Regions from separate parts of the Homo sapiens genome. Here region 2 is linked to region 1. A link is an interaction called in ENCODE POLR2A ChIA-PET data of the cell type or tissue named here. Cell type or tissue: OCI-LY7. All regions are shown on one strand. Each heading gives the region's core, and the rest is flanking DNA. Links, peaks and the distances in the headings are about the cores only.

What was found. ChIA-PET counts read pairs that join two places held together with the same protein. Peaks named below come from ENCODE experiments on the same cell type or tissue, not always from the same donor. Only the 100,000 strongest peaks of a DNase experiment are listed, where the experiment ranks them.
Region 2: POLR2A ChIA-PET joins it to region 1 with 28 read pairs; 2 of 35 experiments call an interaction of 5 or more read pairs at or near these places.

What each region holds. Positions count from the first base shown.
Region 1 is chr3:187,894,489-187,910,539 of GRCh38, reverse strand. It overlaps LOC124906315 (a long non-coding RNA gene), which reads right to left and starts at 12,917. Exons shown (of 3, transcript XR_007096212.1): 1 at 12,236-12,917; 2 at 8,686-12,095; 3 at 7,666-8,585. RefSeq lists enhancers at 8,194-8,243, 8,250-8,751. In OCI-LY7, for the core only: CTCF peaks have their summits at 9,348 and 9,571; DNase peaks (open chromatin) are centred at 8,259, 9,399, 10,279, 11,089 and 1 weaker place; H3K4me3 peaks cover 4,611 bases; H3K27ac peaks cover 5,702 bases.
Region 2 is chr3:188,076,179-188,092,229 of GRCh38, reverse strand. No RefSeq gene overlaps it. Among named protein-coding and RNA genes, the nearest start is that of LPP-AS2, 70 kb to the left of the region's middle. In OCI-LY7, for the core only: CTCF peaks have their summits at 6,748 (motif pointing right) and 6,947; DNase peaks (open chromatin) are centred at 6,169, 6,679, 7,039, 7,289 and 2 weaker places; H3K4me3 peaks cover 3,253 bases; H3K27ac peaks cover 5,388 bases.

The DNA of each region.
Region 1 (16,051 bases), core at 3,648-11,647:
TGGCTGCTGCCTCTTACTTCCTCTCATTAAGGCAAACCACCATCTAATTTTTTGTTTTCCCCACATGTTTTGAGTTTGCTGCTTCCCAGCTCTTGCTATTAGAACAGGCATAATTAATAACTCCTGGCACCTGGAGCAGCCAGATTGGACAATCTGCCTTTTGCTTTCTCGAACTGTCTTATGACCAATCTGAACGTCTGAATTTATATCCTGGACTTAATAAATGGATTGTTTTGTAATCTCCAGAAAGAATCAGAAACTCACCACATTACCAGCAAAAACAAAAAAACAAAAACAAAAAACAAAAAAAAACAAAAAAAAACAATTATTTATAGTTCCTAGTGGAAGTTTTATCCCACCTTTAAGTTAAGAACTGAAAACAAACTGTGGTCTCATCCTTTCTCAAACTTCTGCTGAGAAGATGATTTTGTGGCTTTCTTTGGTCATTGTTTTCCATTCTGGGGTCATCAAGAGTTTATTCCTAAAGTGTAACTCATTCAACTTCTGTGGCAGCCTAGACCTATTTCCTTAGCAGAATTAAAAACAAAGACTCATCATTCTCAGTTTACTTTTCTTGTGATTGGAGAAATTTAAGGATCTTATTAGCATGCTCTATTTTTACCCTAAGCAATCACAATTTCCACCTCAGGGCTCCCACACCCAAACATCTGGCATATCTCATTCTGTCATTTGAAATCTTATTAATTTGCCTATTTCACTTAATTTGTAGAACGAACATGATCATTTAATAATATTCACTGTGCTACTCTATTTTCCTAGTGTTGTGGGGAACACAAATTTGAAGAAAATAAGGTTTCTGGGCCAAGTGCAGTGGTTCATGCCTGTATTCTCAACACTTTTGGAGGCCAAGGCAGGAGGATCACTTGAGGCCAGGAGTTCTAGAGCAGCCTAGGCAGCTTAGTGAGACCCTGTCTCTACCAAAAAAAAAAAAAAAAAATAGCTGAGTATGGTGGTGTCCACTTGTAATGTTAGTTACTTGGGAGGCTGCGATGGGAGAATCAGTTGATCCCAGGAGTCAGAGGCTGCAGTGAACTATGATTGTGCCACTATACTCCAGGATGGGGGACCCTGTCTCAAAAAAAAATTCTGCTTAAGTAGCTTACAATTTATAAACAGAGGTAAATTACTGAATATAATACAGGGTTGAGTTATGCCAAAAGTTGTAACAGTAATATAAACTAGTGCTTCCAGAACTTTTCTGCACATTGAACTGCCTAAGGAGCTTAAGAAAATCGTGACTGCTGTATCCTATTCCCAGAGATTCTGATTTAATTGGTTTGAGGTGTACGCTGGGCTTTCTAAGTTTTAAAAGATCCCCAGATGATTCTAATCTGTACTGGCCTAGTAGACGAACTGGGAGACACACACACACACACATACACACACACATACACACACATACACACACACATACACACACACACAAAGATATTTTAATAGAGAAATTTGAAATGTTTTCATGGAGGAGTAGAGTATAGAATTCTACTTGAGGCCTGGTGTGATGGCTCAAGCCTGTAATCCCAGCACTTTGGGAGGCCCAGGTGGGCAGATCACCAGGTCAGGAAATCAAGACCATCCTAGCCAACATAGTGAAACCCCGTCTCCACTAAAAATACAAAAATTAGCTGGGCTTGGTGGCGTATGCCTGTAGTCCCAGCTACTCAGGAGGCTGAGGCAGGAGAATCGCTTGAACCCGGGAGGAGAAAGAATTCTACTGGAGATTCAGTTTAATAGTGAGGATTAAGTTGCTGGCTTTGCAGTTATAAACTGGAATTTGAACTTCAACTCTGTATCTTAGTGGCTGTGTGTTCTTGGGTGAGTTACCTGCCCTGTCTGAGGAGCAGCCATGAGCAGCAGCACACAGGGTCTGCAGGAGTGCAGAGAATATGGAGAAGGCAATGTGGGGTAAGGGGCAGGGAGGGGGCACATAGCTTTTCCTGCTGAGAAAAGGTGGAGATTTACAAGAGAGCATACTCAGAGGAGACAGAAAAGAAGTGGTGGATGAGGTAGATCTTGAAGAGGAAAGATTGTTCCTAATATCCAGAAAAATCTCTTCTCCCCATCCAGCCCTCTCACCCAGATAAAAAGTCGGTTTGGCTGAGTTTCTGCTATGATCTAGAATACAAATCAAGAAACCACGGCTAAAGAGCCAGACCAGAGTCACATTCTTCCCAACAGATCTTCACAAGCTGGGCGCAGGAGCCTCTTCATCAGCTGCTTCCTCCAGTTGCGTTTCTCGGGCCCTTGGGCAGTCCCAATGAGAACAGAGGAAATTATTGAAAAATTGCCTATTAAGTATATAATGAAAGGTCAACAAACTAAAAAATTGAATATAATGAACAGAATACTGAGAATAAAATACCCACACTCTGAGTAAATGCAGATCTGCTCAAGTTAGCAATTGATTGCTTTTATTGGTTCTATTGTAAGGTTGGCTTAAGTAATAAGTGGCTATTACACTGAGAATGTTGGTTCCTTAAGTTCTGTCAGGAGGCCCATGACAGGGTTGAAAGAAATAAAACTACATTTTCAAATGAAAAACTAGTTTTGTTAGAGGATAGCAAAGAATTTCAATAAGATTGTCACATGAATTGCAAATGCTTGGAGGAGGATGCTGTAGACGTTTTGCAGAACAGAATCAAGTTATAAAATGTAGAGGCTACAAAGGGCTTTGGGGTTCATCTCATCCAATCTTCTGTGTGTATAGATGGGAACATGAGAGTCCAGAGTGGTGACATGATTTGTGCAAGGTCACATAGTAAAATAAATGCTGAAGAGGGAAGGCAAATTAGTTTCTTTGTCACCTAGATCTCATTTTCCACAAGGAATAAAACACCTTTGAAAAAAAATATTTTCAGTCAGGAAAAGCTGGGCTTTTCTTGAGTGACAGGTTACTTAACAACTGTTGAACCTTGTCACACACCTATGATATGGCCACAGGACTCCGTGAATTTTGTAAAACAATCTTATTTCTTCAATCCCTCTTCCTATCTCACCTTTACCTTTTCTTGCCTCATTTTCTTTCCTTTTTTTTTGCATTAATTTATCTTTGTTATATTAGAAGTATCAGTACAATTTATCTTAAATTTTTTGTGGAACAAGATAGGATAAAAAGATGTAAGTAGCTTCATTTGACTTGTACCATGCTCTCATCATAGACAGAATTTATATTTATTGAATATTCTCTATGTGTGTATATATATTATTATTTTTAAAAATTCTCTTGACATCACCGTGAAGTGTGCTATATCGTTATTTTCATTTTGCAAGTGGGAAAACGAATCTTGTAGATGTGAAGAAATTGTCTGGATCATACAACTGGAAGGGAGGAGGTTGAATTCAGCTGTGGGTGACCTCAGGGTTCATGATCCTCCCCTATGCTGGGTGACTTACTGTAGATCTTCATTGCCCTGGAGCAGGAAAGCTGGCTGTGTGCACTGAGTGGCCCGAATACACTGTTTCTCCACAATTCTCTGTTGCTCGATTCTTCAGAAGTGTCTATTTATTTCACTCAGCAAGACCTCAAATATTACTCCAAACAACTGGCTTCCAAAGAGTTGGCTATTTTCCCTGTTTTTAATGTTGGGAGAAGAAACTCAACCAGTCATTTTTCTTTTTTTACTCCGTTACTTTACAAGAATAAAAATAATCATATTAAGATGTCAAAAATAAATTTTAAATGTGCAAATGTGGGAGAAAGACACCTCCTCTCTGGGAGAATCCAAAGTAATTTAAATATACTCCTGTGTGCTCTTTGTGTGAAATGCAGTGGCCACAGTTCAAATTAAGATGTTAACAAGATATTAATAAGAATGAGCTGGGAATAAACACGGGATTGCAAAATCAGTTCACAAAGTCATTTAAATTAGGAGCACACGATGTGATTGGGAGTCTGCATGCCCTGCCCCTGTTGTCTGTGCTGGCTCCTAGGAGACAGGCCTCCTTTCCACTGCTTCTTCTACTGACAAGTTGATGGGCGTACCTTCTCTGTGCCCAGTCCTGAGCCAGAAATGAATAGGAGAATAAAAGAACTAGCTCTTGCCCTTAGCGAGGTCCAGTGTGGTTGATGAATTTGACTTTGGTTAGAGTGAGCAAAGCTTACGCCCAAGAAACTATTAGAGTTCATTATACCCAAGCAGGGTTAATTTCAGAGCTGAATGGCTGATACTATAAATTTTGACTACTGTAAAGTTCTACAGTGATGGAGCTTGGGGTAACCTCAGGGATACTTGTGAAAACCCTCATTATATAGAGGGAGTGGGTTCCAGGAAGACCCAGGGAGAGAAAGGGACTGGCCCAGAATATTACAGCTAGTTAATGGTAATAATCATGGCTATTCATTTGTTATCAGACCCCGTGCTATACAGTGTATATATTCAACTTCTTATCTAATCCATGACAGTGTTGTGAGGCAGGCATTGTCCTGTTTAGGGATAAGGAAACTCAGGCATAGAGTTGGGAGCTTCTTGCCTGTGATCACATAAGATAGCTGTAGAGGAGGGATTTGAATCCCCTTTACGTCTGACTGCAAAGACCATTTTTTTTAACCTTTAAAAACAGATATGGGACTAGCATCTAGAATCAATTTCACTTTGGTGTAATGCTTCCTTTAGCATAGAGAACCTTTGGTATATTCACTGATTTATTTGATATGCATTTTTCCGAGGGCTGACTATAAGCAGATCTTGGGCTAGACCCTGGGGATATAAAAAATTAATAAGTGTAAGTTCTTAACCTCCTGGAGCTCAAAGTATAATGTAGTGACTGACACATGAAAAGGAAAATTACAGTACAGTGTGATAAGTGTTATTATGGAGACATAAATAAGTGCTGTGAGAGATTGGGGCAGAGCGAAGGGTTCTGCCTGGAGGAAATAAGGGGCAACATCACAGAAATGGTGAAATGGGAGTTTGGGCCTTGAAATATGAGTTTACCAATCACAGGAGGCCAGAAGTACTTTCCAGAAAAAGGTAACAGCACATGCAAAGGCCCCAAATTGTGAAAGGAATTGGTACGTTTGGTTAAGAAGTTCAGAGTGGCTGTGTGGGGTGGCAAAGCTGAGGATGAAGCTTGAGATCAGATTGTTAAGTGTTATGTTCCCCAGCCAAGGAATTTTGTCTCAAGTTTATGGGCAATAGATCATCAATAGGGATTCCTAAGCAAAAGTGTGTCTTGGTTAGATTTGCTTTTTAGGAAGATAACCCAAGGAGACATGGAGGACAGAGAGCAGATGTTGCCGTGGTCCTGCTGAAAACTAATGAGGGCTTGAGCCAAAGCATTGTGGATGGAGGGGAGGGGTGGATGAGGCCTATTAATTTCTGAAGTTAAACTCCTAGGGTTTGTTGACTGACATGCGGAGGGTAAAGGAAAGGAAGTGTCTAAGGAAGACTCTGTGATTTCTAGCTTTAGAAGTAGAGTGGAAAAATATGCTGTTAACCAAGGCTGAACACAAAGGACACAGAGCACATTTGGTGAATCTATAGGAGAGGGCTCTTTGGAGCACAGTATTTTAAGTTTCTGTAAAAAACACCCCACTAGAGATGTGAATAGGCTTTTGGGAAGACAGAGATGGTTTTTGCGGGAGAAGTAGGGACTAGAGTCATCAGGGTATAATGGTACTTAAAGCTCTAGAACCAAATGAGTGTTCCCAGGGAACTTTGGGTGGTGGGGTCAGGGGGAATAGATAGGCTCAAGGTGAAATCTTGAAGCATCCCAACATTAAAGTGTGGGCAGCATAGAAGAGACTGTGGAGAACCAGGAGAGAATTTCAAGACTGATGAAGAGTTGGTTTTTAGTGCAAATACCACTTTGGGAATGAGGAGGATGAAGACTGCAAAGAAATCATTTGATTTGACAATGAGGAGGTCACCAGGGACCTCATCAAGAGGGTTTTCAGTGGTGTGAGTATGTGTGTGGTTGTTTATAAGCCAGGTTGTAGTGGGTGGGGTGTAGGCAAGGAGTGAGATCATGAAGATGGCAATACATACTCAATAAATTTAGCTGTGAAGAGGAGACAGCTTTATCAATTACTGGATGAAAAAAATGGTTTTAAGAATTTAGAGAGATTCAAGGACACTGATAGGCTGAAAGAAAGGAGTTCCAGAAACAGGAGAGACTGATAATCCAAGAGGTAAAGAGGATAACTGGTGAAGCAGGTCCTTGAAGAAGGCTGAAGAGAAAGGGACTAGTTCATAGGTGGTTGGACCAGCCATGGTGAGAAGAGATCCCTCCACCTCTCTTCTTACCATCAGGGAAGAGGAACAGAGAGGTTTGCTGGTGGTGTGTTTAGAAGAGGAGGAGCAGGAGAAACTCAGAGGAAATATAGTGATTGTTATGGACTGAACGCTCATGCTTCTCACCCACCACCAACTGTATATGTTGAAGCATATCCAAAGTGTGATGGTATTTGGAGGTGAGGCGTCTTGTAGATAATTAGAGTAGGAGGGTGGGACCTCATGAATAGCATCGGTGCCCTTATAAAAAGATCTCAGGGAGCTCTCTAGCACCTTTACTACCATGTGAGTGTAAAACAAGAAGTTGGCAGTCTGCAGCCTAGATGACGGCCCTCACCAGCACCCGACCATACTGGCACTCTGACCTTGGACTTCCAGCCTCCAGACTGTGAGAAATAGATTTTTCTTGTTTTTTGTTGCCATGCAGTCTACACCACTTTGTTGTAGAACTCAATCTGACAGTGAGATTCTAGTTGCATCCCATCATTGCATAGATGGGGAAATGGAGACTCAGAGAAGTGGAGCAATTTGTTCCAGTTTGTGATACAAGTAAATGGGGGAGCCACGGCTGTGAATGGCATCTCCTGACCCCCATGCCTGTGCTCTTTTCACTCCCCACCTGCTTCTCAGACTCTCATGGCCTGGGGAAGATCCTGAAACAAGGGAGGATGAGCAGTGATATCTAACAAATATGCCAAAAGCGAGGTGAACTGCTTTGAGATTTCACCTTGAGTCTATCTAACAAATGATATCTAACAAATGTACCTCCTCACAACCAGGCACAAGCTCCTCAGAGACAAGACCCTTCGGAATGTCTTCTGGGCTTGTCAAATAGGCTCAAATATACTTAATACTCTGTGAATCTCCTTTGAGGCACCTGGCCCTGCATTCTTCACAAATAACCACATAAAATAAGAACTCTAAGACCCTCATCTTTTTCTGGTGTCAGCTCTCACTTGCTTTCTCTCAGCTAGTTCTTTCCATACCATCCTCACTTGCTTCTTACACCTACATTCTATGGCTTCCAGCAGATGCCTGGAATTTTCTTGCCAGATTCTCCCTAAATGAAGATTCCTCTGGCTCACCTTCCTGTGGTCACCCTGAGTAAGGCTCTCTTGGCACTTTGCAGTCCCAGAGTCCCTCATGCAGGCAGGGATCCTCTAAGGGCAGGTTTTCACTGACATCACCCTAACTTCCTCAAGTGGAACTTGAACATATTAGTCATTTCATGCTAATGCCACAGTTTTTACTAATTTATATTTTTTTAAAATAGTTTTTTAAAATTTTTTAAAAAATTATTAATCCAGTAACTGTTGAGAGGATAGTGCCTGGTGGGGGAAGGAGCGATGAGTCAGACACAGTCTCTGTTTTCAAGGAGTTTTTGTCTAATATTAGGGAGCAAAACAGCAAATTAAACAGCAAGTGTGAAAGTGATTAGCAGGGTGCCCAGCTTAATAGGTGAGAAATTATTTTCATTTAAAAACTGATATACATAAATATCTGAGAAGGGATAAAGGTGGTTCTAAGAACAAGGAGATTCCTAGATTTAGTTAGAAGCACAAGGGAAGAAGTTGAATATGAACATGAAGCATGAGTCAGGTTTGAGCAGGCAAAGGTGGGATTGTTGGGGGGGTGGGCACATTTCAGATGAAGAGAGCTTGTCTAATATGCCACTGTGTTTACAGGTGAAGCCAGCTATTGAGAGAAAACCTGGAAGTTTAGTGTCTCTTGTCCCACAGCAATGGAGTACAAGAACTGAGACCCATGCCAAATGCTGTGATTCCCAGGGCTGGTGGCCATGTGCAGGACTAGTTCCCAAGGAGAAGGGCCAGAGGGCTTTGGGCGCTCCTCCCTGCCCCCATTCTGACTCATTGTGGGACCGAGCTGAGTTTAGCGCTTCATTTCCCTTCTTCAGGCCAGCGCGATTTGAATGCACCTGCCTCCCTTCTGTCCCCGCTGCCTGGTGAGGATGGCCGTTGTGAGGGGCAGGGAGTACTTCCTAATTGTGTTCCTGTGGTCTAGGTCCCACGTGAAGGCTCTTGGCGGTCTCACTCAAATGAGGTGGGGGCAGCCTGACCGCTCAGTCACACTTGGAGGATGGGTTGGCTAGTTCTTCTCACCCTCTGGTCTGGTTTTGAAGTTGCAAATTTCTTAAGTTGCTCTTAAGAAAGGTGTGGGCCAGGGCTGGCGGCGGTGAAGTGGAGTGGCGGCGGTGAAGTGGAGTCTTCAGAGAGCTGTCAGGTCTCAGCCACTGTGCTCCGTATCTTCCTCCTGTGCATCCTATTAGCTCCGGAGCTCCCAACCTTCTCCTTTCCACAAAATTAGACACATCTGAAATGCAGAGCAAATAGTCTCACAGGGGAAAAAACAAAAAAGATGAGGCAGTGGAGGAAGGGGGAGACAGTAAAAACTACAAAATATTTCCATGCACCTGGAAGGGTTAGTGTCCTTCCATGCAAAGTGAGTTTGTCTGGAAACTCCTGCTACACGGATTGAGGGTTCACCTTGTTTATCTGCCAGGACACAAGAGCTTGGCTTATCCATCCAGGGCATTGCTCCCACCAACCACACCTGCACAGTGGTGAAGAAACTACAGAACTCTGAGATGTATTATTATCACACCATCCTCAGGAACTGGGAGACAGTAGGGTCAATGTTCTATACAGCAATTAGAGGTGCTGACCTGTTTGAATTCTCTTGGTCTCCAGGGCAGAGGATGTTGGTGGTGATGATGATAATGCTATCAATAACTTTCTGTCATAGTGAGTCATACTGCTACAAAGGACTTTCACATTTATTGACTCATTTTATCTCAAAAGCGCAATGGAGACCCCATTCACCTTCAGAGTATCCCCAAAAGATAAGCCACCATGGCTAGTAAGTGGACTTCAGTATAGACTCATTATTTAGAGCGGAATATAGTGGAACTTTTGGGATTTGCATTGTGGTCTTGCCCTTACCAGCTGGGTGACCTTAGACAAACCACTTCACCCCGCTGAGCCTTAGCTTCTTCATATGTAAAAATGTGTTAATAATAACTGTCTCAGAGGGCTATTGTAGGGGTTTAAGTGACTTCATGTAAATAAAAAGGCCATTATAAACTCTAAAACATTATGCAAATATTAATTGCCTTCTATACAAGAATGGGCTATTTGCAAAAATGAATGTAAATATAGTTTGAGATGGCAGGTGTGACGTGCCTGAAAGAGCACTTTACTTGGGATCTGAAGATGTGTTTTCTATTTTGGCCTCTACATGTCAGGTGGCAGTGAGGAGTGTGGCTTTCAGACAGGCAAACACAACCATGCAAAAAAAAACGGTGGCCACCATCCGCCTGTCACCTTGTCACCTATGGTAGACTGAATGATGGTCCCAAAGATGCCCATGTCCTAATTCCTGGAACCTGGGACTATGTTCTCCTACATGTTAAAGGGACTTTGCAGATGTGATTAAGTTAGGGGTCATGAAGTGCAGAGATTATCCCATGTCATCCAGATGGGTCCATTGTAAGGTGTAGGAGGAGAGTTGTGTGACAATGGAAACAGAGATTATATGCATTGAAGATGGAGGAAGGGGCCACAAGTCAAAGAATATGAGAATCTCTGGAAGCTGAAAAAGGCAAGGAAATACATTCTCCCCTACAGCCTCCAGAAGGAACTCTCCCTGCTGGCAGCTTGATTTGAAAGCCCAGAGAAATTAATGTTGGATTTTTGGTTTCCAGAACTGTAAAAGGATAAATTTATGTCATTGTAAGCCACCAAGTTTGTGCTGGCTTTGTTACAATGGCAATAGGTAACTCGTGTATACCACCTCAAAATAATTCGGCTCCTATTTTCTTTCTCCCAACCTGAATCCAACTTCTGAATAGGCTAGTGGGCATTCCCAAGTTTTCCTCTACTTTTTTGGTGGGCCAGCCTGGAGCTGACCTTTCTAATTCTGCACAGCTTATGCATCACTGGGATTGATAAATGATAAACTAACTCATTGGTTCTGCACCCTAGATTGGCTGGAGCTCTTCCTAGGGGTACTCAGGCTCAGGAAATGCAGCCTTTGTGGCTTTGAGCAAGTCAGTTAAACTCATGGGCTCTCTATTTTTTCATCTGTCATTTGGGGATAAAATTTCTTTCTATGCCTACCTCACAGGGTGAAGACTTAAGAGAAATGATATCAATGAAAGCTCTCTGCCACTTGTAAAATGCTCTACAGGTATGAACCCTGTTATCATCATCATTAGCATTATTTTATTTTTAAAAGAGTAAAAACGTTATTAAATGAAATGAGTTATAAGTAAGAGTTTCTGTTTTTTTCTTTCTTTAACTTTTATTTTATGTTTGGGGGTGCATGTGAAGGTTTGCTACATAGGTAAACACTTGCCATGGGGGTTTATTGTAAATATTATTTCATCACCCAGTACCCAATAGTTATCTTTTCTTCTCTTTCTGCTCCCAGCCTCTCTTGGTATTATTTTTAAAATATCGAATTTTCCAGCTTAATCTCTTTCAAACTTAATATATATGTTGTGGCAATTGACAGACACTCTGATTCTAGACAAGGCTAAAATAATCCTAAGGAGAATATCCAGTTGAGCATTGGCTTTTAAATATCTGGATTATTCATAAGCTTGAACTTCCAGTATGGACCCCAAAATATAAAAAACAGATGCTGTGGGGCCATTAAATAATTGTTCAGTAATATCACCCATTTGGAGATGGTGAGGCTGGGCAAATTTCACTTGCCTTTCTCTTCGTGGAACTGAAAATGGAAAAGACACATGCTAATCAGAAACACGGTCATCTGAAAACAGGGGCTTTAAAAATATCTTTCGGCCACAAGATTGCCAAGAGCAGAGGAGCTGTGCATTACTGCAAAGCCCTGCTTGTTATATCTTGCCAGTGAATAATGAAGACTCCCACTAGTGACAGGCTCTTTCTCAAACACTAAAACCACAATTTACCTAAAGCTCGCCCTGGACCCTCAGAATCATTTATTTGCCACAACCTCACTAGTCTTCTCTGACTTGATGAGGATTACAAAAAACTCCAACAATCATCTGGTAAATTTGCTCAGAGGAGCAGAGAATATTAGAATGCAAGGGGAAGGCATTGGTGGAGGGGGCTAACATTCATCAACCACTTAAGTCAAGTTTCAAGACTCTACTTTTCCACACATACTATCTAATTTTACACTACTGTTCTATTTTTGTGGCTATTATCCCCATTTTACAGAAGAGGAATCTGGGGTTAGAGAGATTAGGTAACTTCAGAAGATCGTAGGAGAATGTGGTAAAGCTGGCTTTCCACACTGTGTCTAGTTCATCCCTTTACAAAAAAAGGAAAACGAGAGGAATTGATTGCCTCAGGATCATGCACTTACTTGGTGCCCCTTGAGTTCTAAAAGTCAGGCTCGCTGAATAATTTGTCTTGACCCCCCACTTTGAATCTACTCCCAAAGGGCTTTCCCCTGTTACTAGAGATGCCCCTGGCATGTGTCTCTGCTGCTGTAACCAGATTCAGCAGCAGAATGGAGAAAGGGGCATGTCCCAGTTGCTATTGAGGCATAACAAAGCAACCCAAGCTTAGTAGTTTAAACTGTGGGTTAGAAACTTAGGGGAGACTAGGCTGGGCATTTATGGCTCGGGAGCTCTCATGTGGTTGCAGACAGTGGCTGAAGCTGGAAGAGTTGGGGAGGAGGGTACTGGAGCAGTGGGAGGCAGGCCAGGCATCTTTCAGGGTCCCTCCACATAATCCTTCTTTATGGACCACTTTGGGTTTCCTCACAGCATGGCAGCCTCAGGGCAGTTGGACTGCTTCCTTGGCAGTTCAGTGGTCCACATGCTAGACCCTAGAGAACAAGGAGGCAATGGCATCATTTTCTTTATGACATACCTTCAGAGATCACACAACATCACTTACTCTATATTAGAATGATTGAAAGTGAGTCACAACCCCACCCAGATTCAGAGGAAGGAGACTTGACCTCACCTTTCGATGGGAGAAGGCCATGTAGTATGGCAGTCTGTCATGGCGAGAAAAGGCTGCAACAGTCGGAGCAAGATGAGGGATCTCAAACACTGAGAAGAGGGCCAGTTATTTGTGCACAAGAATATAAACACAGTCTCTTATTGACAGAGAAGCGCCTTTATGAAGAGAACCTGGAAGAACACTAGCAATACCCTATTACTTAGCAAAAGAGTGTATTAAGCTGACAGCGGGACAGGGGCATATTAGAGAAGGTCCCCAGATTATGTCTGGGAAGATCAATCAGTTTGGCAAAAAGCTCACAGAGCAGGGATTCCTGGAAGCTAGTAGAAAGAGTTCTATACAAATTGCCAGATTATATCTTACAGACTCAACCTTTTCTTTGAAAACATTAAAGAACTTAAGTTTTCTAAATCGCTTAGTTGCCTTAAAACATCCCTATGTTCCCCCCAACTTAGCCGAACGTTAATAGATTCTGGATATATATTAATGACCATTTCCATTCAATTATCCTTCGATAAAGCTATTTTAAAAAAATGAAAAGGAAATGCTATCTACCAGGTTGCTTTTTACTTTATTTGATGTATTTTTATTTCTTAAATGAGCATTTACCTTTACCAAGTTCTATTCTATGTTCTGGTATAAACAAACATGAGAGCACCCTGCCCTCCACAGGTGAGAGCCACCCACTCAATACAGAGGGGGCAGGGGGTACGGGGGGGGGAGCCATGTGTATCCCATGAATGAAATCCCAGGCCCACGTTTCTGAAGGTACCATGTGGAAGATAGTATTTAAATCCTGCTGTGTGTATGACTGATTTAAACCCCTGGTTCAAGTACATGGTTGTTAGTTGAGCGTTCTCCTCGGGTCATTCATTGTGTGAATTAAAAGAAACAAGGTATGTGAAGTACTTGGCACTTGGCATGTGGTGGGCATTCAGAAAAGTGGACTGCTTTTATTGGGTTGGGTTTTATTATAATTTAATATTAACATTGTGGTATGAAAAGTGACTTCCTGTTTACAAATCACTTTCTTATTTTTCATCTTATTTAATGATAGCAATCCAGTGATTCAGGCATTGTAATTATGGTCCCGACTTTACACACTGGGACATTGATAGTCAGGGAGGTCAAGTGACTTACCTGGGGTCTCTTAGCTAATACGCGGCAGAGCGGGGATTTGGAACCCAGCAATGACACCAAAGCGATCCCTTTTCACCTTACCATGCTGTTCCCTAAATTGACAGATGACCTTGTGCAAGCATTCCATAGCCCACCCTTCAATCTGGCCTTCAATTTCTACATCTGCAAAGTGAGAGGACTGAATTAAATTATGTTTGAGGCCCCATCCAGGTTCCAGCGACTCTGATTAAAAGCGTATGTTCAAGCACAGACCCTGCTTGCTGCAGAGCTCCTTGTGAAGATCCGAGCCCGGCTCCAGAGGGGGCTAGAGCCTGGACCTGTGCCCAAATCACAGGCCTGGCTTGGCGTCCATCACTGTCTTTGACTGCCAAAGGACAGAATTCTCTAGAGGACCTAACTCCAATCTGGCCAACTTCTGATGGCCTAAATTATCCTCTGACCTCGAACTTTTGATCATCTGAAGCTTATTTTAAAAATGGCTTAGAAATAGCCATTACATCTCTCTGGAGACCCCTTCCTTTCTTACCCTCATTACGTTCCTCCAACAACAGGGAAGGGAAACTGCGAGACAGGCAATCTGTATGTAATTTTTGTCTCTACTGCTGCCTTTCTGTGTGACCCTGGGCAAGTCATGTCATAAACAGAGGCTTATCAATAAGGGTTATCCTTTCTTAAGGATCTAGGAAGCCATGTGGCTTCCCCTTCAGAGAGAATTGGAAGACCTAGTACACATGACTTCAAGGTAAGAAAACCATCAGATTTTCTGTAACAATTAGAAAAATCATTCAGGGCTAGTCTACTTTAATTGCCCTTCTTTAAAAACAGTTTTTCTACTGTTTTGAAAAGAAAACAGGTGAGGAAAATGCTTTCTGTATCTGGCCCCAAGAGAGATTTTAAGTCTTTTTTTTTTTTTTTCTTTTTCTTTTCTGTTTTTCTAATATGGTTTTGCCTTTTTTTTTTATTATACTCTACATGTGCACATTGTGCAGGTTAGTTACATATGTATACATGTGCCATGCTGGTGCATTACACCCACTAACTCGTCATCTAGCATTAGGTATATCTCCCAATGCTATCCCTCCCCCCTCCCCTCACCCCACAACAGTCCCCAGAGTGTGATATTCCCCTTCCTGTGTCCATGTGATCTCATTGTTCAATTCCCACCTATGAGTGAGAATATGCGGTGTCTGGTTTTTTGTTCTTGCGATAGTTTACTGAGAATGATGTTTTCCAATTTCATCCATGTCCCTGCAAAGGACATGAACTCATCATTTTTTATGGCTGCATAGTATTCCATGGTGTATATGTGCCACATTTTCTTAATCCAGTCTATCATTGTTGGACATTTGGGTTGGTTCCAAGTCTTTGCTATTGTGAATAATGCCACAATAAACATACGTGTGCATGTGACTTTATAGCAGCATGATTTATAGTCCTTTGGGTACATACCCAGTAATGGGATGGCTGGGTCAAATGTATTTCCAGTTCTAGATCCCTGAGGAATCGCCACACTGACTTCCACAATGGTTGAACTAGTTTACAGTCCCACCAACAGTGTAAAAGTGTTCCTATTTCTCCACATCCTCTCCAGCACCTGTTGTTTCCTGACTTTTTAATGATTGCCATTCTAACTGGTGTGAGATGGTATCTCATTGTGGTTTTGATTTGCATTTCTCTGATGGCCAGTGATGATGAGCATTTTTTCATGTGTTTTTTGGCTGCATAAATGTCTTCTTTTGAGAAGTGTCTGTTCATGTCCTTCGGCCACTTTTTGATGGGGTTGTTTGTTTTTTTCTTGTAAATTTGTTTGAGTTCATTGTAGATTCTGGATATTAGCCCTTTGTCAGATGAGTAGGTTGCGAAAATTTTCTCCCATTTTGTAGGTTGCCTGTTCACTCTGATGGTAGTTTCTTGTGCTGTGCAGAAGCTCTTTAGTTTAATTAGATCCCATTTGTCAATTTTGGCTTTTGTTGCCATTGTTTTTGGTGTTTTAGACATGAAGTCCTTGCCCATGCCTATGTCCTGAATGGTAATGCCTAGGTTTTCTTCTAGGGTTTTTATGGTTTTAGGTCTAACGTTTAAGTCTTTAATCCATCTTGAATTGATTTTTGCATAAGGTGTAAGGAAGGGATCCAGTTTCAGCTTTCTACATATGGCTAGCCAGTTTTCCCAGCACCATTTATTAAATAGGGAATCCTTTCCCCATTGCTTGTTTTTCTCAGGTTTGTCAAAGATCAGATAGTTGTAGATATGTGGCGTTATTTCTGAGGGCTGTGTTCCGTTCCATTGATCTATATCTCTGTTTTGGTACCAGTACCATGCTGTTTTGGTTACTGTAGCCTTGTAGTATAGTTTGGAGTCAGGTAGTGTGATGCCTCCAGCTTTGTTCTTTTGGCTTAGGATTGACTTGGCGATGCGGGCTCTTTTTTGCTTCCATATGAACTTTAAAGTAGTTTTTTCCAATTCTGTGAAGAAAGGCATTGGTAGCTTGATGGGGATGGCATTGAATCTGTAAATTACCTTGGGCAGTATGGCCATTTTCACGATATTGATTCTTCCTACCCATGAGCATGGAATGTTCTTCCATTTGTTTGTATCCTCTTTTATTTCCTTGAGCAGTGGTTTGTAGTTCTCCTTGAAGAGGTCCTTCACATCCCTTGTAAGTTGGATTCCTAG
Region 2 (16,051 bases), core at 3,041-11,040, 180 kb before region 1:
TTAAGAAGAGGTTGGTTCCAATGGGAAATTATAGGTGGCTTCATGGAAGGGATGGCATTTGAATTTTGACTTTATTTTGGAAAACACGGGAAGCTATCAGTTGGTTTGCTTGCTTGCTTTTTTAAGCAAAGAAGTAATACAATAGTCATAAATGCTGTTTGCTGAATATTTCTGGGTCCATATCTTCTGGATACATGATAAGATTCTGTTTCCTGGACACCTGTGAGTGGGGCCATGAACAAGTTCTGACCAATGAACTGTGAGCAGCAGTGACATCTTCCACTTCCAGGCAAACATTACTTATCAGTGTGAGACCCTCCAGGGCTGTCTTTTCTCTCTTCTACATCTTCGGCAATATTTCAGAGAGTGGTTAGTCCATCAGCCTGGGTCTTAGAGTAAGGACAATAATGATGTGGAGCTGAATCCCCAGCTGCCAGACAATGGACAAGTTGTGAGAGTGAGAAATTAACCTCTGTTGTTTTAAGCCACTGTAATGTTGGATTTGCCTGTTCCTGCAGCATAGCCTAACCTATTCTGAGTGATACCAGGAGCAAGGCCAGGCTTGTACTTCAGGAGTGTTATGCTTACTGTGGTGTGCAAAATAGGCTTCCTTAGGAGAGAATAGAGGCAGGAAGAATGGTTAGCAGAGGGTGCAGTAGACCAAGCAAGAGATAATGGGCACATGAGGGAAGGCAGTGGCCAGGAAGATGGAGGACAGGTACAGTGGTTTTCAAAAAGCAGGTTTTCAAAGGTAACTTTGAAAAACGAAGAGTCACGGAGCCTGGCAAACAATTAGATTGATATGAAGACACATTGTTGACAACTTTCAGAGTCCCACTCTGGTGCAAAAGGCATGATTACCTAGAAATGTCCCTGGGAACTCATTCTTGGTGGCCTGGACAGTTGCCTCTTTGGGATCAAAGACCTCTGCTTTTCCCAGCAGGAGGGGCTGCACCCAAATTCAGCTTCTGATGGGACCTGGCAGGAGGCCTTTTCTACATAAGGGGGTCTCTTTCTGAACTCAGCCTTCTGTGATTCCAAGGTTTGCAGGTGTCAGATACTTGGCTCTTTCACATAACTCCTGTAAACATCTAAACCCACTGGCATATGAAAGCCAGACAGCCTGGCACCCATACAATCCACTGTTCCCCTACGCAAGTATGCTTCAATATGTGACCTTTAAAAACGAAACATGCACCCCATGACAAATTTTGCAGGATATCCTGGCTTTCATATGTCTCTCCTAGGAAAAGCATGAGACTGGCCTTTTGGCTTTCTACTACCGACTTTTACGTTGTAAGTTTTCCTTTAAAATTCTGTTTTGTACTCCGTGCTGTGTCTCGAGCCCTGTTGCATGTTGCCTGACAGGTGTGACAACAAAAGGACTCGTTGTGTGCAGTAACCATGGCTGCGGAATTACAGTTCCACTCCTCTGACTATGGATATGGAAGAACAGGCCTGCAGAGGGCCTGATGGATGTGGCCTGGCCCCCGACTCAAAAAGGAAAGCCGAGGGCTGTGTGCAGTGGTTCATGCCTGTAATCCCAGCACTCTGGGAGGCCAAGGTGGGTGGATCACCTGAGGTCAGGAGTTTGAGACCAGCCTGGCCAACATGGCAAAACTCTGTCTCTACTAAAAATACAAAAAAATTAGCCGGGCATGGTGGCACGCACCTGTAGTCCCAGCTACTTGGGAGGCTGAGGCAGGAGAATCGATTGAACCTGGGAGGCAGAGCTTGCAGTGAGCTGAGATCGCGCCACTGCACTCCAGCCTGGGGGACAGAGCAAGACTCTGTCTCAAAAAAAAAAAAAAAAAAAGGAGGACTCCTCCAGGATGGGTACTCAACCTTAACGAAATTATTTGACAGAATTCAATAAATCAGCATTTTTTGAGAAGAGATTCAACATTCTTCCAAATGATCAATTTGCACATCTCCACTTTTCAACTCCAGCCATTGAACATCTTGAGGAATTCTCAAAGGATCCCAAAACATGTACAACTTGGCAGTGAATTGTTTGCAGGTGTTTTTCAGTTGGTTCTTTGGATTTCAGGGCATGCTTGCTGGATAATGCTTCAATGGCAACCGAAGACCCAGCCCAGCTCTCTCATGTCTCTTATCCCCATACCACAACTGAAGCATGGTATGTTTGTATTAAAAATAGTCAAACATGCTCTAGTAATTTAATATGTAGGGTGATATTTTTGTTTGAGTTTCTAGTTGGCATATTAGTAGTTGAGAAAAACATTGAATGAGACTTTTGCAGAATGGCTTAAAGTAACTTCTGGGCATTTTCAAGGACTTTAAGAGGCTGATGACACTGGTTACTTGTAGTGTCTAATTTTACTACAAAGTGTAAGTCTTCCTTTGCCTTTCACTTGCGGTGTCATGTGCACACCTCTTACGGTTGTCAGTCTAAGAGTGGTTTGGGGCTTATGTCAGAATTCATGAGTGGGAAAGAAGGAAGAAGAGAGATTTTCCTGTGGTAAATGGAGAAGATCTGGAGAACAGGCAAGGATGAAGAGGACTGGAGAGGATGTGTTTGTACATGTAAAAGAGAAATTGCTTGAGGGGTGTTACCTCAGTGGTATGCAGTGTAAGAAAGTGGAAAGGGAGGGTTATGATAACTGCAAGATCCCCTGATGGGGAAAGAAAACCTCATGTGGAAACCAGCTCCAGCGCCAGCCATGCTGGCTTTCACTGGGGAAGCCTTTTGTGTGGGAGCGTGCTGAAGGTCTGTGCACGGTATTTGTACTCCACAGGCTCTTGCTAGCCATAGCCACAGCATGGTGTAAGCAGCCAGAAATGAAGACATCCCCAGGTCTTGTCCTGACTTTACTTTTGCTTTAATTCACTCAATGTATCTGGTGAATCCTTCAGTCTGATGAGGAAACAGCTTCCCCCACCTGCTGTGTCCTGTGCTTGCATCACTTACCCCCTCTGGAGAGGGTGGTCTGTGTCTCCAGGTAAATGAGCTTCCTAATACTGACCCCAGGATTCTATGGACTTCCCTACACTGTCACCAGCAGGGCTGGTCCAGTAAAGGCCTCCCACACATCCAGGACTTTAGTTTGCTTAGTTTACACTGTGTCAAGGACAATGGAGAACACATATTCTCTGGGACAGCCTGGCTCAGGCAAGAAGAGGGAAGCAGGAAGGTTCACGAGTCATGGCCCTACTTCTAAGAGGTCCACTGGCAAAGCCACCCCAGTTCCCTGCACCCAGGGAGGGGTGCAGAGAAGTAGGAAAATACCACCTTTTTAGCTGCTTACACTGAAAGCATCATCAGAATAGAGACATTTTAGGTAGAGAAAAAATTCCCCAAGTAACAGATATACATACAGTAGGGAAATTTTTTCTATTCTATAATTGCTTTATCAATTTTCATACTGGGATAATATTTCTCTAAACTGGATAGGAAATAAGAGGGGAAATGGAAACAAAACACGTATACAGTGATACGGGCACCTCAATCTCAGCATGTTCTTTTGTTTTTTTTTCCAAGACAGAGTCTCTCTCTGTTGCCCAGGCTGGAGTACAGTGGCGCAATCTCTGTTCACTGCCACCTCCGCCTCCTAGGTTCAAGTGATTCTCCTACCTCAGCCTCCTGAGTAGCTAGGATTACAGGCACACACGACCGCACCTGGCTAATTTTTGTATTGTTTAGTAGAGATGGGGTTTCACCATGTTGGCCAGGCTGGTCTCGAACTCTTAGCCTCAAGTGATCTGCTCACCTTGGCCTTCCAAAGTTCTGGGATTACAGGTATGAACCACTGCGCCCAGCCCTCAGCATGTTCTAATGGCAAAGAAATAACTAACTGCTGATTAAATTTTGCTCCAGTATATGCCCAGTTTCCGGTTGTTCTAAAAAGACATAAATGTTATTTACTAATTTCATTTAAAAGGTAATAGATTATCTCTGTTTGCATGGCCAGTTTTTTTTTTCTGCATGTATAAAACTGAGCAACAAAGTTCCTCTAAACAGAAGTAGATTGCAGCCATGATATGATCAATAAGAGAAACTTAGCCACAAAGTGTCCTCAAGCAGTTAGAGCATAAACCTGAACCAATATTGTGTGTCGGTAGCAATTTGCTTTTATTTATTCATCAGCATCCCCTTCAACTAAATATAAGTGTGGGCAAAGAACAGTTACAGACATGGACAGGCACTCGTTTCTCTAGAATTATTAAGAATCACTGGACTGTGAAATATCAGTGTTTCAAAATTTCTGATTTCTCCTGTGAGGTACTTTTCATATTTTATTTTGATAACTGAATGCAAATGAGCTTCAGGGAACCCTTTCTCACCTGTGTTCTTTGCATGCTGGTACAACTGAGTCTGTTTATTAAGGACTATTAACAAATACATAGCCCAGTTTAGAATTATACAAATCAACTACATTAGGGGAGTTGCCAAAAAAAAAAAAATTGAAGGTAGAAACAAAACCTTCTTTAATTGAAGCTCTGTTGATTTTAGTTTTCTGTAATTATTATAATTGTTGGGATGTTCGATGCTAAGAACTTCAAACTAAGAATGGAAAGTTTGAGTTCAGGCTCTACCTCTTATTTTATTATTATGATTATTTTTTGAGACAGGGTCTCGCTGTGTCACCCATGTTGGAGTGCAGTGGCATGATCTCAGCTCACTGCAACCTCCACATCCTGGGCTCAAGTGATCATCCCACTTCAGCTCCCCTACCTAGTAGCTGGGATTACAGGTGCGCTCCACTATGCCTGGCTAAGTTTTTGTAATTTTGGTAGAGACGGGGTTTCGTCATATTGCCCAGGCTGCTCTCAAACCCCTGGGCTCGAGTGATCTGCTCACCTCAGCCTCCCAAAGTGCTGGGATTACAGGCATGAGCCACCACACCCCAGCTACCACTTATTAACTCTTGAATGTGGAGCAGTCACCTCCCCTGTTGGCCTTGGTAAAATTGGGATGAGCATCCTTTTCATACCTGTCTTACTGGCTTACTGAGGAATTTAGATAACAGAATAGATGTAGTAGCTCATTGTGAGATTATCCAAACATGAAAGAATGAACATGACTCCGTTTAGAAGAGCCCAGGAGAACAGGGACACATTACCTTTGTCCAGATATAATGAGCTCTTAGGAAAAAGGAAAAATGACTTTCTTCACTGTCGTTTCAGTAATTCTCATCTTTATAACAGCCACAGCCATAGTTAACAGTCATCTCATTCCTCCTGTATTAGGTGCCTCATCATCTTGTATATATGTAATTTGACAAGCACTGATTAAGCACCTACTTTGTTCCATGTACCAAGTACCATGTACAGAGTCAAAGAAATGTTCTCATAGTATACAAGTAGATCTAATGAAAGGCAGAGGTTGGGCTGGGCGTTATGGCTCATGCCTGTAATCCCAACACTTTGGGAGGCCGAGGCAGGCAGATCACTTGAGGCCAGAGTTTGAGACCAGCCTGACCAACATGGTGAAACCCTGTCTCTACTAAAAATACAATAATTAACTGGGCTTGCTGATGTACACCTGTAATTGCAGCTACTTGGGAGGCTGAGGCATAAGAATTGCTTGAACCAGGGAGGCGGAGGTTGCAGTGAGCTGAGATCGTGTCACTGCTCTCCAGCCTGGGTGACAGACTCTGTCTCTAAATAAATAAATAAAAATAAAAACAAAGGCAGAAGTCTAATCGGATGACATGGGCTCTCTGTTGAAGAGAGCTTAATTCCCATGGGGTGAGTTTGTGGGTGCTCTTAGGAAAGGTGAGATTCAAGCAAGTCTCTAAAGGACCTGACACAAATATATGCTAGGTATGTCCTGATGCAATAAGCAAAAGAATCACTTTCAGCATCATGGTTAGTTGAATCAGACCCTGATCAGTGAACTGGCTGCAGTCTTCTTCCCTCATCTTAATGTCTGAACATCTGGGGTTTAGCAGAGAGGGGCAACACATAGTGGACACTCAGCAAATAACGTGGAGGCAATTCATGAGCAATGCAATATATTTGGGAGTGCGGCTGGATGGGTCAGATACTGGAGTAAACAGAGGGTGTTCACCTTGCTCCAAGACCTTGGCCAGGTCATTTGTCTTCTTCCCTCATCACGATACTGGACAGGAAAATCTGATCTGCCTTGGAGGCTTGTTAGCAGTTTGCTGCCTGGCAGGTCTCTGGCTCAAGTCTGATTGCCAAGTAGCAAGAATAAAGCAACTTCCTGAAAGCATGCTGGGGACGATAATGACCGTCATATGAGATTTGAGGTTGGGGAGAGTGTCGTAGGGAGCAGCCATCACTGTCCTGTACAGGAGGACTAAGCTAAACACTAATATTAGAATTTTTTTAAAGAAAGCGATTAAACAAAGATAATTGTCTGTTGTGTCAAGGTAAGCTTCCTAGGGCACTTTTCTTTAAGAAGGTTAATTATCTTCATAGATAGCTAGAATATTAGGGTTATTAAGGAGGGGGGAAAGATTGTTGATGTTTAATCTGTAGTTCTTCATGGCATGCTAACGAATTGAAAAATATAAAGCTGATTGGTCCAAAGGCTTGGCTTGGAAAGCTCACTGTGGAATAACAGAGAGTGAATTGGCCAGCCTCCGAATTATTGCCATGCAAATGTCAAGTAGCCAATGCTTCCTGTTTTAGTAGAGGCAGTGTCCGAGAAGCAGGTAGAGGCTTGAGGGTGCAATGATGGTGATTTTGGGGGAGTCACTGAAAGCTGCAGATGGCACTGTTGAGAGTGTAGCCCATGCCCACATCCTCACCCACCTGCAGGACTAATTTTGTCTTTGTTTTTGCTGCCAGTGGAGTCTTTCAGCTAAAAGTTTCCCTTGCATAAAGCGTGATGTTTTAGAAGTATGGAAAGCATCTTTATATATTTGGATTAGTAGTACCCACTTTGCAAGAAATGCTGTTTACCTCTGGTTATGGGAATTGAACGTAATGGAGAAATTAGAAGTGAGTAAAGCCTCTTTACAGCTTTACTGAAGCTGGGCCTTGGGCCTTTGGGAAAAGTTTGCTGCTGTTCTGAAAACAATCACTCCCTCCCACCACGTGGAGGCCCACTGCAGCTCTTGCAGTCACTGGCAGTCCGGAGCTTCAGCTTGTCCCTGCCCCTAGTACCTCTTCCAGCAGTGGCTGGTCGCCGCCTCACTCAGCTGTTATCCTGCCTCATGGGTTTTCCTGGCTGGCAGCTGCAGGTCACTGCTAAGTCTCAGAATGTCTCAATTTCTGCACCACCCTGTTGTACCCACTTGTGTTGGTGCTCCCCTCAAGAGAGAAACAGGGCAACACAGAGGAAGTTTGTAGGCAAGAGCAGTTTCATGAGTGAGCAGATCATGCAACTGATCAGAGCCCTGCGCTCAGAAGGCCCCGCTCTTGAAATACTCTTTGGCTCCAGGAAGACTTCTCAGACTAGATACCTCCTCTGCTGGTTCCTACTGCAGTGTTTCAACTCCATAAAGCACAAATTACATTGTAATGTTTTTATCTGCTTGCTTGTCTATCTTGTTTATTTCAGAACAGGAAACAAATTTTATTCATTTCTGTGTCCTTGGCACCTAGCACAATATTCAACATGTACTACGTGCTCATTAAATATCTGGGGAATGACAACAGAGGTCCGTAATTGGTTGGTGGCACTGGAGCTGGAATCAAAAAGTCTCCCATCTCTCCACCTTGGGCTTGGACAACTGCATTTGAAAATGGGTTTTCAAATGACAGCTTTTATGGGGATCTTCTTCTTTTCTGTCTCACTCGAAGTGGGTTTGTAAACTAGCAAAATTGCACCTGCCACTAAATTCTTCCTTGAAAGTCAAATTGGGTTCAGGTGAGCTCTGCATTTCTAGCTGAACAGGTACTGCCACAGGGTGATGAGGACTCAGCAAGACCAAAAGAGGTTTAGTGTGAACTCTGCTGGGTTCGCCACTGGTGCATCAGTTGCAAGCAACAGAACCGGACAAAGAAGAAAGCACAAGGAACAGTCCAGTTCTGGAAGGCTGGAAACGGAAAGGAGGTTATGGAATATAGAGAATGGTCATTCTTCTCTTCCTCCACATTTCTTGATTTCTGCTTCATTTCTCTTATTTGATAGCTATGTGACCCAGGGCAGGTCACTTAACCTTGATGAAACTCATCAATAAAATGAGATAATAACGTCTCTATTGCCCACCTCATGGTGTCTTAATAGGATCAAATTTGAAAGTGCTTGTAAAAATGCTTTGTAAAGTTATAAGATATGATGCTCATATAAAGATCTGTTATTACAAAATATACTTACCCATGTGGCTTTCTATGAGACTCCTTTACTAAATTTTAACCAGGCTTGGATATCCCAACTGAACTTTACTATTTAGTGTAAAAATTGAGATTTTGGCAGTTAGGAAAACCCAGAAGTGCCTTTATTGACCTTCAAATATGAGTTCTAGGATGGCCTTATTGTTGTCTCTGGGTAGGACAAAATTATCAACTTTGGTCCTTGCACCTTACAGAAGTTGTCTACTGCTTTTCCCCCCACAAACTCTACTTCAAATTCAAAACACATTTTTATGATGTTTTATTCTATTCCAAACATAATGGACAGTGTAAATCTTGTTTGAAGGCTCATGAAAAAAACCAGACACCAACACAAATAATTATAACCCAAGGTAGAATATAAGAGAAATTACAACAATGGCTTTTGACAGCTTGGAAGAGGAGAGATGACATCTAACTAGGGGACTGAGGAGTGATTCATGAAGTCTAATCTCTGGGTCCTGTGATTTTGGGACTCAATCTTTTTGATAAGGCAAAAGCCCTCCCCAATTCTCCAGAAACTTGTGGACCAGTGTAGAGAACATTCCTTCAGCAATCTTTCTTTCTCAGAGCCTGGAAATAACACTCTCAGATTCTCAGTCTTTTCTTCCTTGTGAGGCCCAGAGCTCTGCGCAGCTCATGTTTGAGATGATTGGCCTCCTAGAATCTTGCAGGGTAGCCCCTAGGCAAGCCTCTTAGATTCTGTTTTCTTATCTGCCAAATGCATGTAATAATATTTACTCCAAAGGAATGTAGTAACATTTAATTGATGTTTGCAAAACCTTCTGAGATCTACAGATGAAAGACCTTGGAGACAAACACAACATGATCATTAAAGAAGACTTAATCCCTTCATCAGCCTTTAGAAGTTCTCTGTTTGCTCAATCTGTACCTTCTTTGAGGGATCACTGTACCTCATTTCCAGATGCAAAAAATTCTTATGGAAAGAGACAAGTGGTCCTTGATTTTCTGGTCACCCTCTGGGATGTTCTCTGTTCAACATTATCCCTAGACTGACACACTCTCTCTCCTGGATTTTTTTTCCCATTTTGCAAGCAATGGCTTGTCTTCCTCACACCTGGTCAATGCTCACCCTGATCTCACTCAGGAGACTTCTGTGAGTGAGAAGACACTGACCCATTAGTAGTAAGTTTGTTGATTTCAAAGACTCACAAATTCCTGCTCTTTGAGCTACAAAGAAAACATCATGCTCATCTTGGATGTTAGTGACAGCTTTTTACTCCCTTGAAAAACTTATCTCCCCTTTCTGGAATATGATATTTTTTATCTCTTCATTCTAAAAATATGATGAATATTCTTGGTCTCTGACTCCCTGGTGGGAAGAGTGAAGCCCCGTCATAGATTGGTCATTTCCTTTGGCTTTATCATTGATTTTCCTTCTTTTCTATTCTTAGATTTTTCAACTATAAAATAGGATAATGATCATTGAACTATTTTTCTCAAAAGGTTGTCCTGAGGAGTTAATGAGAACATGTAAAGAAAATCACTTTGCAAACTCTAAATGATGTATAGACACAGCTGTGAGGTCTGATCCGTAATGCAGACGTCAATGGATACAGCCAATGCTCATAGACACAGATTTGTAGTGAAAGTAAAGTCATAAAGATCAGTGTCCCTGTTTCCAAGTTTGCTGAAATATTCTCATCTACAAACTCTTGTCTGTTGACCATCTGACCTCTGAACATCTGCAATAATGGGGAACTCACCAGCTACTGACAGAGTCTGTTTCATATCTGGAAACATCTCACTGTTAAAAAATCCTCCCTTTGGCTGAGATGACATCAGTTTCCCAGCAGCTTCCAGAACTGATTTGTAATTCTTGTTCTTGATTCTACACCAAAAAGTTATGAAAACCCCCTTCCCTATAATAGTCCTTCAGATTTGCAAAATAAAGGATTATGTCTTTGCTGGGTTTTCTTATGACTGATTAAAACTCCCCAGTTTTAAAATATTTTCTCATGGAGCTTTGTTTCTCGGCCTTTCACCATTACAAAGGTAGGATTGGTGATTTGCCCAACAAATGGGGGAGGCAGAGGCTCCCGGACCACAGTAGAGCAGATGGGAATGGTTGGATCCCTATGTACTCAAGGTTACAAGGATCAGGATGGAAAGGACATTTTTATCAAATAGTGCCAGCCAGCCCCATACCCAGCATTGTCAGTGCCTCACACACAGTTGGAGCTAAATGAATAAATACTGCCAGTGAATAAATGCAATGAGAGCTTTGTTATCTATAAGAGGCATCTATTTTATTCCTCCAGAACACTGTAATTTTGGAGTGTCTTTCTATAATTTTTCTGCTACTATATCACTATGGAGGACAAATTTTACTTTCTTCTTAAACACTGAGATGTATTGAATTCCACTGAAGTTTTTCCTTTGAGTCTCAGATTTTAGGTGCACATGAGAAAATGAGATATGAGGGAGAACAGGAAAGTGGGTGAGATAGGGTGTCACCTAAAATTTCTCCTGCTATTTGCAGCTATTTCCCATACTCAGTCTTATGTTGACAAAGCTTTGAGCTCATAACAAAAATGAGTTTCCAAAGCATTAAAAGGGGGTGGGGCATGAGTCACAGATCCCAGGGGGAGACATTGGATGTCAGTCAGTCCAATCCGGCACCTGATAATTGATCTCCTTTACAACACCGGATTCAGATTTGGTTAATATTTACTGAGCAGCTACAGTGTACTAGGCACTCTGTAAGATGCTTTTACATAAAACCTCTCATTTTGTCCTCCCTTCTCTGCAGTGAGAAAGGTATTAGAGTCCCCTGGCGTCAAGAAAGAGAGATTTGACACCAGCAACACTGACCTGCTGCTAGTATACTCCCGATCTTCTAAGGAGATGTTTCATTCATTAAATCAAGAGAAGTCTATGAAGCCTTCAGCAATGATTCCTAAACTGTATTCTTTCAGGTCTGTGGAGTTTGTAAGAGCTCCATATATGCGCTCAAGGTTGTCTAGAGACTGCAAAAAATAGACATATTTTACTCATATATACTTGTTTTCTCAAGTGTATTGCGGATACTGTTGTGATAAATCAAATACAATTTTTAAAACTATGTCACTAAAACCACAGTTTTTGTCACCATATATTTTATCAATCATTAGAATTTTTAATTAACATACTTTATTTTTTGAGCAATTTTAGTTTTACAGAAAAATTGAGCAGAAAGTATAGATTTCTCATACACTTCCTTGTCCTACCTCTCTCCCCAGCCTCCCCTATTATTAACTTTTTGGATTAATGTGGTATATTTGTTACAGTTGATGAGTCAATATTGTTGCAGTGTTATTAATTCAAGTCTATAGTTTACATTATGGTTTACTCTTTGTGTTGAATATTCTACAGGTTTTGATAAATGTGTAATGACATGTACCCACCATTATAGCATCCACTATTATAGACACAGAATAGTTTCACTGCCTTAAAAGTCCCCTGTACTCCACCAATTTATCCCTTCCTCTCTCCCCTGAACACCTGATATTTTTAGTGCTTTCATAGTTTTGCCTTTTCCAGAATGTAATATAGACAGTATCATGCAGAATGTAGCATTTTCAGATTGGCTTTAAAAAAATTAGTGGTATGCATGTACGTTTCCTCCATATTTTTTCATGGATTGCTAGCTCATTTTTTATTGCTAAATAATATTCCACTGTATAGATATACCACAATTTGTTTATCCATTCTCCTATAGAAGGACATCTTGGTTGCTTCCAAGTTTTAGTAATTATGAATAAGACTGCTGTAAACATCCATATGCAGGTTTTCGTATGGACATAAGTTTTCAACTCATTTGATTAAATACCAAGGAATGTGATTGGTGGATTGTATGGTAAGAGTATATTTAATTTTGTAAGAAACTGCCAAGCTGTCTTTCAAAGTGTCTATTTCATTTTGCATTCCCACTAACAGAGAATAAGAGTTACTATTGCTCCACATCCTCATCAGCGTTTGGTTGTCAGTTTCTTGAGTTATCTTTATTCTAATAGGTAGGTGCTAATATGTCTTTGTTATTTTAATTTGTAATTCCCCAATGATGTATGATGTGCAACATCTTATAAATACATATTTTCCATCAGTATATCTTCTTTGGTGAGGTGAATGTTCAGATATTTTGCCCATTTTTAAATTGCATTGTTTGTTTCCTTATTCTGGAGTTCTAACTGTTCTTTGTATATTTTGAATAACCGTCCTTTACCAGATATGTGTTTTGCAAATATTTTCTCCCAGTCTGTGATTTGTTTCTTTATTCTTTTAATAGTGCCTTTCACAGAGTAGAAGTTTTTAGTTTTAATAAAGTGTAACTTAACAATTCTTTCTTTTATAGGCTGTGTTTTTGGCATTGTTTCTAGGAAATCATCATCAACCTCAACGTCATCAAGATTTTCTCTTATGTTATCTTCTAAGAGTTTTATAGTTTTGTGTTTTGCACTTAGGTCTATGACCCATTTTGAATTGATATTTTGTGAAAGGTGTAAGTTCTATGTCTAGATTCACTTTCTTGCATGTAGATGTCCAGTTGTTCTGGCACCATTTGTTGATATGACTATTGTTTCTGCATTGAATTGCCTTTGCTCTTTTGTCAAAGATCAGTTGATTTTTCATGTGTGGGTCTATTTCTGGGCTCTATATTCTGTTCTGTTGATTTTTTTTCCTATTCTTTTGCCAGTCCTACTGTCTTGATTACTGTAACCTTATAGTAAGTCTTTCAGTTAAGATAGTGTCAATCCTCCAAATTTGTTCTTCTTTAAGCTTGTATTGGCTGCTCTGAAGCCTTTGGCCTTTCCACATAAACTTTAAAATCGGTTTGTTGATATCCACAAAGTAACTTGCTACGATTTTAACTGGGATTGGGTTGAATTTATAGATTAATTTGAGAAGAACTGACATGTTGACAATATTGAGTTTTTCTAGCCATGTACATTTATTTAGCTCTTTGATTTCTTTCATCAGGGTTTTACAGTTTTCCACATATAGATCATGTACATATTTTGTTAGGTTTATACCTAAGTATTCCTCTTATTTTAGTGCTATGTGAAAGGTTTTGTATCAGAATTTCTAAAGGATAAGTAGTATTAATTGGGACACCTATATTTTTTAGGTTAAAATGTGGTCTGCTTAATCCAAAAGATGAGAAACTGCTGGCTGATGTGATACTGGACATAAAGTAACTAATGGTAGGGCTCTGAGCTTCTGCTCCCAGAGGGGTATCTAATGGTGTTTCTGTGGCAATGTCGTGGTACACTAAGAGAGAAATGCCATTTGCAGCTCAGACTCTAAGAAGGAAATAACTTTTACATCTTCAAGAGTTTAAAACATGTTTCCCTTGCCACATCCCACATAGAGAGAAGGTGGGCAGCAACATAAAAGCCTGTGTAAAGAGTGCAGGTTAGAGGAAGGGAGAACTATAGCATTATTCGACTATTCTTTTTCTCTAGCAGAGTAGATACACCGCATTGCTCTTAGGACAAAGACAAGGATTCTTTCCAAAGCCTACAAACTGGGAATGGTCTGACCTCTATCAGCCTCTTAAACCATATGCTCACTTCCTCCAGGGCTTGGCCACGTCGGCCTTACACATCCTCTTCTTTGCTTTTCCACAGGGAAAAGTCTACTTTTTCCACAGGGGACTTGAATCTGCTGGTTTTTCTCCTCTTTAGCCAACACATGCATTACTTCCTTGATCCTCCCAAACCAGGCCTCTTAAAGTGCTATATGCTTCTGAGCACTTGTTGTACTATGATTTTGCATTTATTTATGTGATTAGCTGATTACTAGACCATAAGTTCCACAAGGAAAGGCAGTTACATCTGTTTTTTTCTCACCATTATCATCTCAGTGTCATCCCTGTTGAGTGAATCAGTGATTGATTAGATATCTTACAGAATTAAGAGCTGTATATATTTCTTATTTTAGAGTATGGAGGCCAACCAGTTATCCAAAAGATCCTCTAGGTATTATGATACATACAGACACTTGCTATGGGTGGTTCTCCATCCAAACAACACAATCAACATTCTGGTTTCCAGTGAAACTAGAAAAACTAAGTCAGTGGAAACTAAGTCAGTAGCTTTCCTCACACATCTTTGTCGTCGCGAGGCTTATACCAGTTTGGAAAAATTTAATTTTAAGAGCTTATTTGGCAAACATTTACTAAATATCTACTCTGTGCCACATGCTGCGTTAAATGAGAACCAGACATAAAGTGTCTCAGCCATGGTCTCCATCTTGGAAGACTGGAGTTACAGTGTGGGAGGGATACCTGTCAATTCCACATCAAACTAAATGGTCGGGGTGGAGTCATAGTGAGGGCTGTAAGCTGATGCTCTGGGGCCCCATTCGGTCTTCCTGGTTTTGTTTTTGTTTTCGTTTCTTTGGCTGTACACTCCTTCTGAAACTTTTTGACCTGAATGACTTAGGCCAGTCCCGTACATTTTGTTCCTTTAGTCTTCCACCACGCACTTCTGTCTCATACTTTGCTGGGTATTTCTTGTGTTTCCACTGCCTGCTTGGCCCCGAAGTACATCCAGTTGCTGACCTTTGGTTGGGGCCAATCCTTCTCTGGGGTCAGTGGTTGGCCAGAGAGAAACTGCTTTTCACATTCCTGTTTTGTGCAAGGAACTGTGGGAGACACATATAATTGGATCATGCAGGGCCCTGATGTCCAAGAACTCACAGTCCAGTCAAGAAAGTGACACACACTGTCTCAGAGTGTTTACCAAAGCAGCTGTGAGAAGCGACTGGAGCACATGTTTTGATCCCTGTGTTTGCAGCTCCTGTTCATGGCATGGCAAGATCACCATGCAAGCCCTTATCTTGTCTTCTTTTAGGGAAATTAACTGTGGTTCTGTTACTGTGTGACCATGGGTAAATTACTGCAACTTCAGCTCATTGAGCTATGGTTTCTACACCTATAAGCTGGAAGTGATATTAGGGGACAACCAGGTTGTTGTGAGGTTTAAATACACAATGCAGGCCCGGTATGGTGGCTCATGCCTGTAATCCCAGCACTTTGGGAGGCCGAGGCCGGTGGATTACGAGGTCAGGAGATCGAGTCCATCCTGGCTAACATGGTGAAACCCCGTCTCTACTAAAAATACAAAAACAAAATTAGCAGGGCATGGTGGCGGGTGCCTGTAGTCCCAGCTACTCCGGAGGCTAAGGTGGGAGAATGGCATGAACCCGGGAGGTGGAGCTTGCAGTCAGCTGAGATCACGCCACTGCACTCCAGCCTGGGCGACAGAGCAAGACTCCCTCTCAAAACAAAAACAAAAACAAACAAACAAAAGGAATATATATAGAAATGCTTGGCATAACATTCTGTATAGAAGAGATAACCAACTAATATGGAGTCTGAATCCTGCTTTATGGTGACCTTCATAGACCCTGTTGCAGAATATGTTTTGGCAACTCTCAGGCCTACCTTTCATAGGAAGCCTCAGCAGGGGATCGGGCAAACCTCATCCCTGCCCAGCCATCAGCTGCACAGAACACTCTGTGCCGGCAGCAGGCCTGGCCATGTGACCTCTTCTCCTTCTTGGCTGTTCCCACTGGCAAGCTGTGAATAGCCAGAGACACCCTCCATAATGCTGAGACCTTTTCCCAAGGAGCCCAGCGGGAAAAATGTTCTGTGTCTTTGCAAAGCCTGACCCTCTTCTGGGGCCAATTCTGCTGGAGATACAGAGAACCTAATTGTTTCATGTACTTCACGTCTCTCTGTTGGTGGCCACTTAAACCCTTCTTTACCATAATGAAT